Linked DNA regions of Homo sapiens: region 2 is linked to region 1. Evidence: read pairs that join two places in POLR2A ChIA-PET (ENCODE). Cell type or tissue: MCF 10A. All regions are shown on one strand. Links, peaks and the distances in the headings refer to the core of each region. The heading gives the core; the rest is flanking DNA. Region 1 has its middle 110 kb from the start of CASC18. Region 2 has its middle 27 kb from the start of CASC18.

Evidence for each region. ChIA-PET counts read pairs that join two places held together with the same protein. Peaks named below come from ENCODE experiments on the same cell type or tissue, not always from the same donor. Only the 100,000 strongest peaks of a DNase experiment are listed, where the experiment ranks them.
Region 2: POLR2A ChIA-PET joins it to region 1 with 10 read pairs; 3 of 35 experiments call an interaction of 5 or more read pairs at or near these places.

The regions. Positions count from the first base shown.
Region 1 is chr12:105,588,600-105,593,986 of GRCh38, reverse strand. No RefSeq gene overlaps it. Among named protein-coding and RNA genes, the nearest start is that of CASC18, 110 kb to the left of the region's middle. In MCF 10A, for the core only: no CTCF peak of the experiment used is centred there; no DNase peak of the experiment used is centred there.
Region 2 is chr12:105,674,495-105,679,881 of GRCh38, reverse strand. No RefSeq gene overlaps it. Among named protein-coding and RNA genes, the nearest start is that of CASC18, 27 kb to the left of the region's middle. In MCF 10A, for the core only: no CTCF peak of the experiment used is centred there; a DNase peak (open chromatin) is centred at 3,011.

The sequences.
Region 1 (5,387 bases), core at 156-5,155:
TTAGAGGATTAGGAAGTCCCTGGAGAATTTTAAGGAGGATCCAGGAGGGAGTAACATAATCACATTGGATTTCTGAAATCCTGAGGCTGTCATATGTAGGATGAATAGGAAAGGTGCACAGGAGGAAGGCAGAGTCCAGTAAGGAGGTCAGAGTTGATGGTGCTTCTGACAGTAGGGATGGAGTTGGTCAAGAGAGTGGTAGACAGAAAAAATGTTCAGGCAGTAACCAAAGAAAACTCTCAGATCCTTACCTTTTGGAGATATATTTGGAAATGTTTGCTTCAAGATAATCCAGACAGTGGGTAAGAGTATAGATGGAACAAAATTTGTCATGCTTTAATAATCGCTCAGGCTGAGCAGCAAGTATACCATGTTTATTATACTTTTATCTCTATTTTGTGGGTATACAAATATATTGATTTTTAGGTAAAATGTATACACAGTGAAATACACAGATTTTAAGAATTCATTATGACAAATTTTGACAAAAACATATACTTACATGACCCACACTCTCTGATATGGTTTGGCTCTGTGTCCCAACCCAAATCTCATCACAAACTGTAATCCCCATATGTCAAGGGAGGAACCTGGTGGGAGGTGATTGGATCATGGAGGCGGTTTCCTCCCATGCTGTTCTCGTGATAGTGAGTGAATTCTCATGAGATCTGATGGTTTTATAAGTGGCAGTTTCCCCTGCTCTTCTCTCACCTGCCAACATGTTTGACGTGCCTGCTTTCCTTTCCACCTTGATTGTAAGTTTCCTGAGGCCTCCCCAGCCATGCAGAACTGTGAGTCAATTAAACCTCTTTCCTTTATAAATTACCCAGTCTCATGTATTTCTTTACAACAGTGTGAAAATGGACTAATACACCCTCTGTCAAGATAGAGCAGTTCCATCACCCAAGAAAGTTTCCTCCACCCCTTACCAGCCAATCTCAGGCCCCCATCCAGGGTCAACTACTGTTGTTCTGATTTCTGTTGTTGTAGATTAGTGTTTGCCTATTCTAGAACTTCATATAAATGGAATCACACATGTTCTTTCTTGTGTCCCGCTTCTTTCACTCAGTGTAATGCTTTCATGATTTATCTATGCTGTTGTATCTATTAGTAGTTAATTCCTTATTATTGCTAAGTAGTATTCCATTGTATGGCTATCTTAGGTCGTTTAAATATTATCCTATTGATGGAAAGACATATGGATCATTTCCCTATTTTAACAATTATGAATAAATCTGCTATGAAATATGCTTGCGTGAGTCTTTTTGAGTACATATGTTTTAATGTCTCTAGGATGGACTTTCTGGGTAATAAGTAAAGGCATGTTTAATTTTATAAGAAACTTCCATACAGGTTTCCAAAGTGGTGGTACCTTTTTAAACTTTCACCAACAATTTATAAGAGTTCTAGTTGTTCCACATCTCATTTGTATTCAGTGCTGTTGACCCTTTGTGTGCAGGGAAGGGAGGCTGGCTTGTTGATGCCAGCTGTCCATTTGCCTGGAAGTTAATAATGTTGAACTTTCTTTTCTATGTCTATTGGTGATATGAACGTCTTTTTTAGAAAGTACCTATTCAATTCTTTTGCTATTTTTAATGAGGTTCACTGTCCAATGGAGTTGTAACAGTCCTTTAAATATGGGCACAAGATATGGGCATATCTCCTTGTCAGAGATATGTATGGAGAATATTTTATTACAGTCTGAACTTTACCTATTCAATTTTTATAATGATGTCTTTTAATAAGCAGGCTTTAAAAAATAATAAAATTCAATTCAATTGTTTATTTTTGCTTTAGAGTTATTTTTTTCTGTGTCCGCAAGGAGGCCAAGATATTCTCCTATATTTTCTTATAGCGTCATAGTTTTAGCCTTTATTTTTAAGGTTTGTGTATGGTGTAAAGTAAGAGTTGAGTTTCCCTTTTTTATATACATTTATGCAGCTGTGATACATCAGGTGCTACAGTGGTAACCAGAGGGGCCGTTGGGCCAAAGAAAAATATTTTGTTTTGTTTTTGTTTTTATGGTGGTTGTTCAAATGATAGAGATCTCGGTATATTTAAATGACAGTGGGAAGGATTCAGTAGAGGCAGAGAAGGTGAACCCATAGGAGATCAACACATATGGCTCCTGAGGATGGAGGAAGGGCCAGGACACAGAATGTAGGAAGGAAGCATGGCCTGAGATGAGAGGGATCACCTCCTCATGCAAGTGTGAAGAGAGAGCTGAAGGTTTGCAACAGTCACTGTAAAAAATGGAAGGATCCCTATGCAGTTGTTAAGTATGAATTCACAATGATGTTCCTCTGCCTTATTGCATCACTGTTTTTTGTTTTGTTTTGTTTTGTTTTGTTTTGTTTCCTAGCAGTACACACAGTCACTTGAATTTGAAATCAAATGTTTGGATTCATCCAGGGTCTAGGTGAGATGAAAAGTAGAGGGGCAAAGAGTTATGGAAATCATGCACTGAGGTGCGTACACTGGCTCGAGTTGTCTATCAGTGAGGAATGACCATTGGGTGTATGTAAAAGAAGCCAGAAGTAAAAGGGGGCTAAACAACTATGAAAAATGTAAAACCATCAATGTCCTTCTTTACCTTGGTTTCTGTCTTACATGAAAGAAGCTGGAAGTAGACAATGCAAGATGAGTTTGTCACCAAGAACCCAGGTTCATCTTTCTCTTTCACTGTTCCTTGTGTACAGTTTCCAGTCATAAAGTCAATTTGCCACCCAAGATGGCTGCTGGAACTCCAGCCAGCACATCCACGTTGCAGGCAAGAAGTAGTAAAAACAGGAGAAAGGCTGTAAAGGGCACATGCCTGCTGTCTGACAAACTTTTAAAGGGCTGATCTCCTGCAAACCCTACCCAACAACTTCCTGTTACATTTTTGGCTACCCCTACATACAAAGAGGCTGGGGAGTTTAGCTTTTTAACTAAGCACGTTGCCTCCCAGAATAAAATCTGGAGTTTATAATCACAGGAAGAGGGCAATCATAAATGTTGGGTAGGCAAATTACAATTTCTGCAACTGGAGAGAAATTTAAAAATGGTGGAGGTGAATTGGGAGAACATAAAGGATTCAGTGGACTGTAAATATCAATGAAGACCAGGAACATGAAGGATAGGAAGGGAGTTGTTGTGTAATAAAGTTAGAAGGATAGGAGGCTGCTGTAAGAGAGAAGGACTATGAATCATTAGCCCATAAATTAGAGAAGATTCAAGCAATAACTAGATCATGACTGTGAACCCGGGATTTCACAGCACAGGTGGAGTGGAAAAGAAAGTCAGTGGAAGTTAGATGATCAAAGAACTGAAATAATTCCAGGCAAGTCAGGACTTGAGAAGGAAAGAGCAGTAAACAAGGTGTCAATGTGTTTAGGGAATGTCCAAGAGACCAGTAGCTGGCAAAAATGAAGAGGAAGCTGATTTACTTAGGAGGAATGTAACTTAAAGGGTCAAGATTTTTACCAGCCCACCTCCAGACCTGGCAGTATGTGAGAGATTTAAGAATAAAGAAACTTCACTTAAGAGGGCTACAAAGAAGCACGTCTTCCGGGGCAGGAAGTGGATGGTTGTGGAGCTCAAAATAGTAATTGAATATAAAGGGAAGTCAGATTTTGTAGATGTTCCTAGAGGGCAGGGTTCAAGGGACTGGGAGGTATAGAGGCAGAGGACTGCTGCAGATGCAAAGAAATACAAGGCACCCTGTGATTAAACTATGGAGGAGCTCACCGACAGAAGGTGGAGAGAGGCTGAAACTTTGGGAACCAACTGAAAACAAGGATGAAAGTTCAAGTTAAATTTGGTCTCTTTTAGCAGGGTAGGCCCTTGGTTAAATGGCCAGATAACTTGGCTGACTCTGCCAAGAGAGGTTGTGAGCTGCCCCAGGTCTCAAAGTCATATGTGGCAAATTGGAGGCTGTCCCCCGGTCTCCTGATTCTCAGCTCTAAAACACGATCCCACAGTCACAACCTAAGAAAAAGGGAAACGCTCCTCTCATGGGTCTTCTTTCATTCATGTATGTGTTCCAGGGGCCACCACTGTCATTGTGTCCTAGTTGGAGGACATGCCATAAAGTTATGCCCCAGGACAGTGATGGGTCCGTCATTTCCTCCTTCATATGTAGAGCACTTTGCAGAATAGCAAACTAGCAGGAGGCAGGCTTGTCTTCTCTTAACATAGACTTCTTCAGGAAGATTCTTTCTAGGAATTAGGGTCAGGAAAAAAAAATCCTTCCATCTTTGCTTTCATTAAACTATGAAAAATGTAAAACCATCAATGTCCTTCTTTTCCTTGGTTTCCAGGAAATGTAGACTTAAAACTAAAAACCTAATTGTCGCAGGTTCTTGAAATGAAGAACTTAGGTATATCTCTCTTAAGTAATTTCGAACATCTCTTTGTTAAAATGATCCTGTTTTATGAGCTTTAATACTATCAACCACACTTCAAATTCTCTTTCAATAACAAATAAGACATACATTTTATTGCTCAGAATTCAAGAAATTGTTAAATAAGATTACAAAGGCTGGGCGCAGTGGCTCATGCCTGTAATCCCGGCACTTTGGGAGGCCGAGGTGGGCGGATCACCTGAGGTCAGGAGTTCGAGATCAGCCTGACCAACATGTTGGAACCCGATCTCTACGAAAAATACAAAAATTAACCAGGCATGGTGGCAGGCACCGGTAATCCTAGCTACTCAGGCAGGAGAATCGCTTGTACGCAGAGGCAGAGGTTACAGTGAGCTGAGATCATGCCACTGCACTCCAGCCTGGGCAACAAGAGCAAAACTCCCTCTCAAAAAAAAAAAATGAGTAAATAAATAAGATTACATAAAGAGCTCTCAGAAATCAATAGGAAAAATTGAGCATAGTAACAGAAAAAGTATGACAAAGATAAAAATAGGCAATTCAAAGAGGAAAAACAAATGGCAAATAAACATAAAGATATTCAAATGAACAATAAAAAAGAGATACAGATTTTAAAAAATAATAGGTGGTTGCACATACCCATCAGACTATGAAAGATTAGCAAGACTGACAAAACTTAATTTTGGACAAGGTGTTGGGAAAGGGGTAGTCTCATGAGCTCTGGAAAGAGCATGCATCAGTAAGCACTTTCTGAAGGGCAGATATTAAGTGTCAAAACTTTTAATGTATTTTTTGACACTGAAATTCCCCATTTCAGAATGTATTCTATGAAAATCATTACACGAACACATAAGAACATATGTTCGTCACACAGTGTTTTAGACCAGGGAAAGTTATAAACAATCTAAGTGTCCATCTCACTGGTAAAAAAGAATACTATGTAGTCATCCAAGTGCTTATGAAGTTCTACATTAACACAGGAAAATGTTCACAGAAAATTATTGAGTGAAGCAGCAATTACAG
Region 2 (5,387 bases), core at 268-5,267, 86 kb before region 1:
TGTTGCAGGTCAGTCACTTGCATGATAAGAGTGTCTGGGGATAATTGTGTCTGTTTTTCCACAATTTCAGCTCTTTCTCTATAGGCAATAGACTCTTACTTAGGGCAATCTTAGCATATTTGAGACTCAGTATCTGTTTCTGAAGGTGGGAGACAGAATCCCTGAGTTCATCATTTTCTTTTATCACTTTGTCCACTGAACTTAGGAGTAACCAACCAGCTTCATTATGTTCCTTGGTTCTCCACATATGGTCAAAGATATTATGTATAGAGTCAGTAAACTCTATGCCTCTCATGAGCATTAAATGCATTTATTTGCATAACTCTCTAAACAGTTCATGTCAATGACTATCAGTGTTCTCCATACTATTAGAAGTCAAGTCCGTAGCATTTTTGGGTCTAATCGTATTAAGAAGCCAACTCCAGAAACCCCAAAACCAATGAGAGAATGCCATCCTTAATATTCTGTTCCTCTAGAACCACTCCTGGTACCAAAATCTGTTTTAGTAAGGGTTCCCTAGGAGGGTAGAACTAATAGGAGAGAGATATATATATAATATATTATATTATATATATATTATTATATTATATTATATATATATATTAATTATTATATTATATATTAATATATTATATATAATATATTAATATATAATATGTTATATAATATACATTATATTATATATAATATATAACATATAATATATATTATATATATATATATAATATATATATTATATATAAATAATATTATATATATACACACACACACACACACATACACATATATATACATATATACCCTATTAGTTTATTAAGTATTAACTTACACAATCACAAGTTCCCACAATAGGCTGTCTGCAAGCTTGAGAAGCAAGGAGAGCCAGTCCAAGTCTCAAAACTGAAGAACCTGGAGTGCGATGTTTAAGGGCAGGAAGCATCCAGCATGGGAGAAAGATGTAGGCTAGGAGGCTAGGCTGGTGTCACTTTTTCACGTTTTCTGCCTGTTTTGTACTCCCTGGAAGCTGATTAGATGGGGCCCACCAGATTAAGGGCACATCTGCCTTTCGCAGCCCACTGACTCAAATGTTAATCTTTGGGAACACCCTCAGAGACACACCCAGGATCAATACTTTGCATCGTTTAATCCAATCAAGTTGACACTCAGTATTAACCATCACAGCCTCTTAAAACTCCACACTAGTGAAATCTTCAAAATTCCATGAGTGGCTATATTTGCTGAGTGATGGTGACTTACTAAGGTTCCAGCCTGAATGGAAAATTGCAAAGGACAAGAGAGTCAGAGTTGAGAGAAGCCACCCTCCTTCCTAGTGGTCACCTCCTTTGTAATCTCAATGGCTATTGGGAGTCTCCCCTGCATCAGCTCACCCAGTCTTCCCAGCAGTCCTATGTGGTAGTTGCTGGTATTTCCATTTTACAAACAAGGGAACTAAGGTCCAGGGACCTTGGCTAACTTGCTGAAGTCGCTCAAATAATAAGTATCAAAGCCTGGGCTTAAAGAGAGAGAGTATGGTTCAGCACTTAAGTTCTTTACCCTAATATTAATGTTGCTTCACATTTAACCACTCATCCAACTACAAGGCGCAAGCCTTCAGCAGCATGATCTCATTAATCCTGATAACAACCCTAAAAAAATCAGTACTACATTTCTTCCATTTTATAGTAGAAAATTAAAGCTGACTAAGGTCAGGCAATGAGCTGGAGGTTCCAATGCAGCAAGTGTCAAAACCAAAATGTGAAGCCACATTTGTCATCTGAGCCTGGCATTTAGACCACTTCAAAATCCTACTTCCCCATGTATAGAGATTATCCCAGAGCCATTAGGTGACACAAGTGCTTAAGACCTAGTTAGTTTGCAAGAAATGAGAGGCCATAATATCTTCCTTGACATGTTTATTTGTTAGGATCCTGATGTGGGGTACTATTGCCTGGCTATGTCCTGGCACTTAGGAAAGGGGCCACGTGTTCAGCTCAGCATATCATGTGTTGTACAATCACCCCCTTTTTGCTATGTGTGAGACATGCACATGACCCCTCCCACTAAGCCTGAAAGGCAATCTGGCTTAGTGGAAAGTACATGATACTTGGAGTTGATCACTGAAATTTAAGAACAAAGCTAGATTTCCTTTGCTCACTGCTGTAAATCTTAATAGATAAACCCTTATGTTCTAGAACCAGACTGCCTCGGTTCAAATCTACTCACAACTTACCCCCTTGCCATTTTGCCTCTCTATGACTCAGTTCTTCATCTGTAAAAAGTGGTTGATAATAATAGCATGTTTATCTCGTGGTTATGAAAACATAAGAAAAACATGTGTGCAAAGACCTGGGGACAACCCTGGCCCAGGGGAAGTGTTGGCACTGAATGCCCTTCCAGCCTTTATATGGTCCCTGGGAAGCAGTGCTTGCTCAGTGCGTATTTCTAAAATGTGGGAATTAACCAGAGCCTGTTCCTCAGCTATAAAGGAGAAGCTACTTCTACCTTCCTCCTGCAGCTGGCTTTTGAGGATTGCCAGTGAAGCATTAGAAAAGCAGCTGGGACCTTACCTGGCATGTAGTTGGTGCCCAGCAAGCTTTCAATGACCCACTTATGATTTCAGCCTCAACTTACTTTTCAGCAAAATGGGCAGGCTCATGAAGGCTCCCTGGTATAATAATGGAGGTCAAAATAGCTGTGTAAGCAATGAAATTCTGTACAAATGTAACTAACATCCCCCACCTCTTCCTCCTCTGCTAGCACCACTCCCTTCCAATCACTCCCTCCCTCCCTCCCTTTCCGGTTGTAAACTGCCCTTCTGTTTCCTGCTGCTTCCTTGCTTCTCCCACCCTCTGTTATTCCTTAGCTGCTCCTGGCCCCTCCTGCCTCCCCTGGATAGATCCTCCAGGCCCAATAAACCTTCCAACTTCTCTTCCCTTGCCCACTGGGCTGCTGGCAGGAAGCCCTTCCCTTCTCTCTCCCCACCCTGTTCCCTTTGGTAACACCCTGTACACATGGGGATTATTGCTCTTGGCAGCAGGTGTCCAGTTGTCAAAAAGACAGATTGGTCTTGGCCAGGAGGAGGTGGGAAGGCAGGTAAGGAAATGAGACTCAAATGGAAAAGGTCCCCTGGCCGGGAACTCTAAGAAATAAGGAGGGTGTGAATGGAAGCCACTGAACCCAGAAGGGTGCGAGAAAGCAAATTACAGATCTTTATCTGGGGTTATCTAGATTCACCAAGGCCCAACTTTTTACCCAGACCACCAAGTACAAACAGGATGCAAAAAAGGTGCCAAGCTAGAGAGGAAGGGGGAAAAGCAAAGGTAAAAGATCACCTACCCTGAAGATTCATTTCTAATCACTTTTGCTTTGCATTTTCTGCCTACAAAATATAGCATAGGATCATCATGAAGATTAAATTAGATAATTACTGTAAGCATAAGGACAGTGCCTGGCACATAGCAAGTACCATGCAAGTATTAGCTAATTGTATTGTTTTTATCATCAGTCATGATAATAATGCATCAAAAGTTCTGAACATGGAGATCACGGATTTTGAAGTCAGAGAGACTGGGTCTTAAATTCTACTTTGTCCACTTCTTGGCTCTGAAAGCTTGGCCCAAGGACAACTTATCTGAGCCTTGGTTACCTAATCTTTGATTATAGCAATATTACCTTCTTTGCCTTGCCTTGAATGGCCCCTGAGAGCTATTTCCTCTCTACCTATGTCTAAGTTGGAGAAATAAAATTAGAGGAGACATCACCTTGTACAGTAACATTCCTGCCCATTGTCCAGGGTCTGTGGGAGTCCAGGGCAGCTTCCTGGGCATGGGCCATCTCTCCCTGGCAGAGACGGTGAGAGAAGAAAGAGTCAGATTGTCAGAAAGATGGGTAAGAAGGGGGCAGTAAGCATGCAGTGTGGCTCTGGTTTCTGGAAAGAACAAAGTTTGGAACCAGAATATCCAGGTCAAATGGCTCTGCCACTCACCAGTTGTATGGCTTTGGGCAGATGATTTGGTCTTCTTGAGCCCCACCATTTTGAAGGCAATCAAATGAAGAAGTATATATAAGCCTGGAGAATTGGTCAGGACTCTCCTGTGGGCAGGGGACAGAAACAAACTCAAAGTAGGTTAAACACAAGATGGGACTGCACTGGCCCCAGCAAGAGTCTGACTGAGGCCGAGTTGCCAAGTCCAAATCACCAGGTTCCCTGACCCATCTGCCAAGCCCTTCCTGTAACTTACTTTCCTACAGTCCTGAGTTCACTCTCCCTCACTCCGTTTTTTTCTATGTCAGTCCACAGTTGTTGCCTTCACAGAGTTTATTCAATTTCCTTTCACTAAAGCTCTGTTTACTTTTGAAGATGCATGCTTTCATTCCACACACTCCACCTCCACCCTCCATAAACTTGGTTCCATGGAAAAGGCAAACCATGGAAATAGAAACCTCATAAACCCCTTGGCCAATACTTTGGCAGATTTTCTTAGAGTTTTCAAACCCTAACCTCTGGTCATTTACAAAGTTTATTCTTCCAGGAGATCAAGCTACATGCAGTGGATGTATATTTTGAGTCCAAATTCCTGAGGGCACCTTTTAGTGACTAACATTTAAACATCATCTTCTTAGGAAGTTTCTGGAAGGACAATCAGATGCAGGCTAACAGATATGACATACCACTTGTGACCCCAGATTCCACTCTGGAAACTTGACCTCAGTCTCCCTGTTGAGCCTTTTTCACTTTTACTTCCTAGTCCATGCCTGACCCACTCCTACCCACAAAAGCACACTATGCAAATAAATCCTGTGTTTCCAGCCATGAAGAGCTATTCCAGGTTCCCCAAACACAGCATGTGCTCTCACCCCTATCCCGATGGGAAACTCTGATTCATCCTTCAACTCTTAGCTCAAGCAAATCCCCCAGGAATATTTGTCCCTTTTCTCTGGTCTCATGACACTTTGACTAAACATATTATACTGTGGCCATTTGTTTGTCTGCTTTTCTTTCTGATTATGAACCTTCAAGGTCAGAAACTATCTTAGTCACCTACTTCCCCCAGCACCTGGTAGAGTGCCTGGTACACAATAGATGCTCAAGGAATGTGTGAAAAATGAAATGCTGGACTGTCTGGGAGGTTATTTCATGTGAATGGGCCTCATACCTCATTTAAGATCTCCTGGTGGAGCTGTCATATTCTTCTTATCTACTGCTGTGTAACAAAACTCCCCAATATGCAGTCACTTAAAACAACAATCATTTTATTATCCCTTAAAGCGTCTGTGAGTTAGGAATTCAGGAAAGGCTTGGCTTGGGGGCTCTGGCTCAGGGTCTCTTCCTTTGGTTACAGTCTGACCGTGGGTGAAGCTGGAACAGGGCCAGGCCAGAGCAGCTG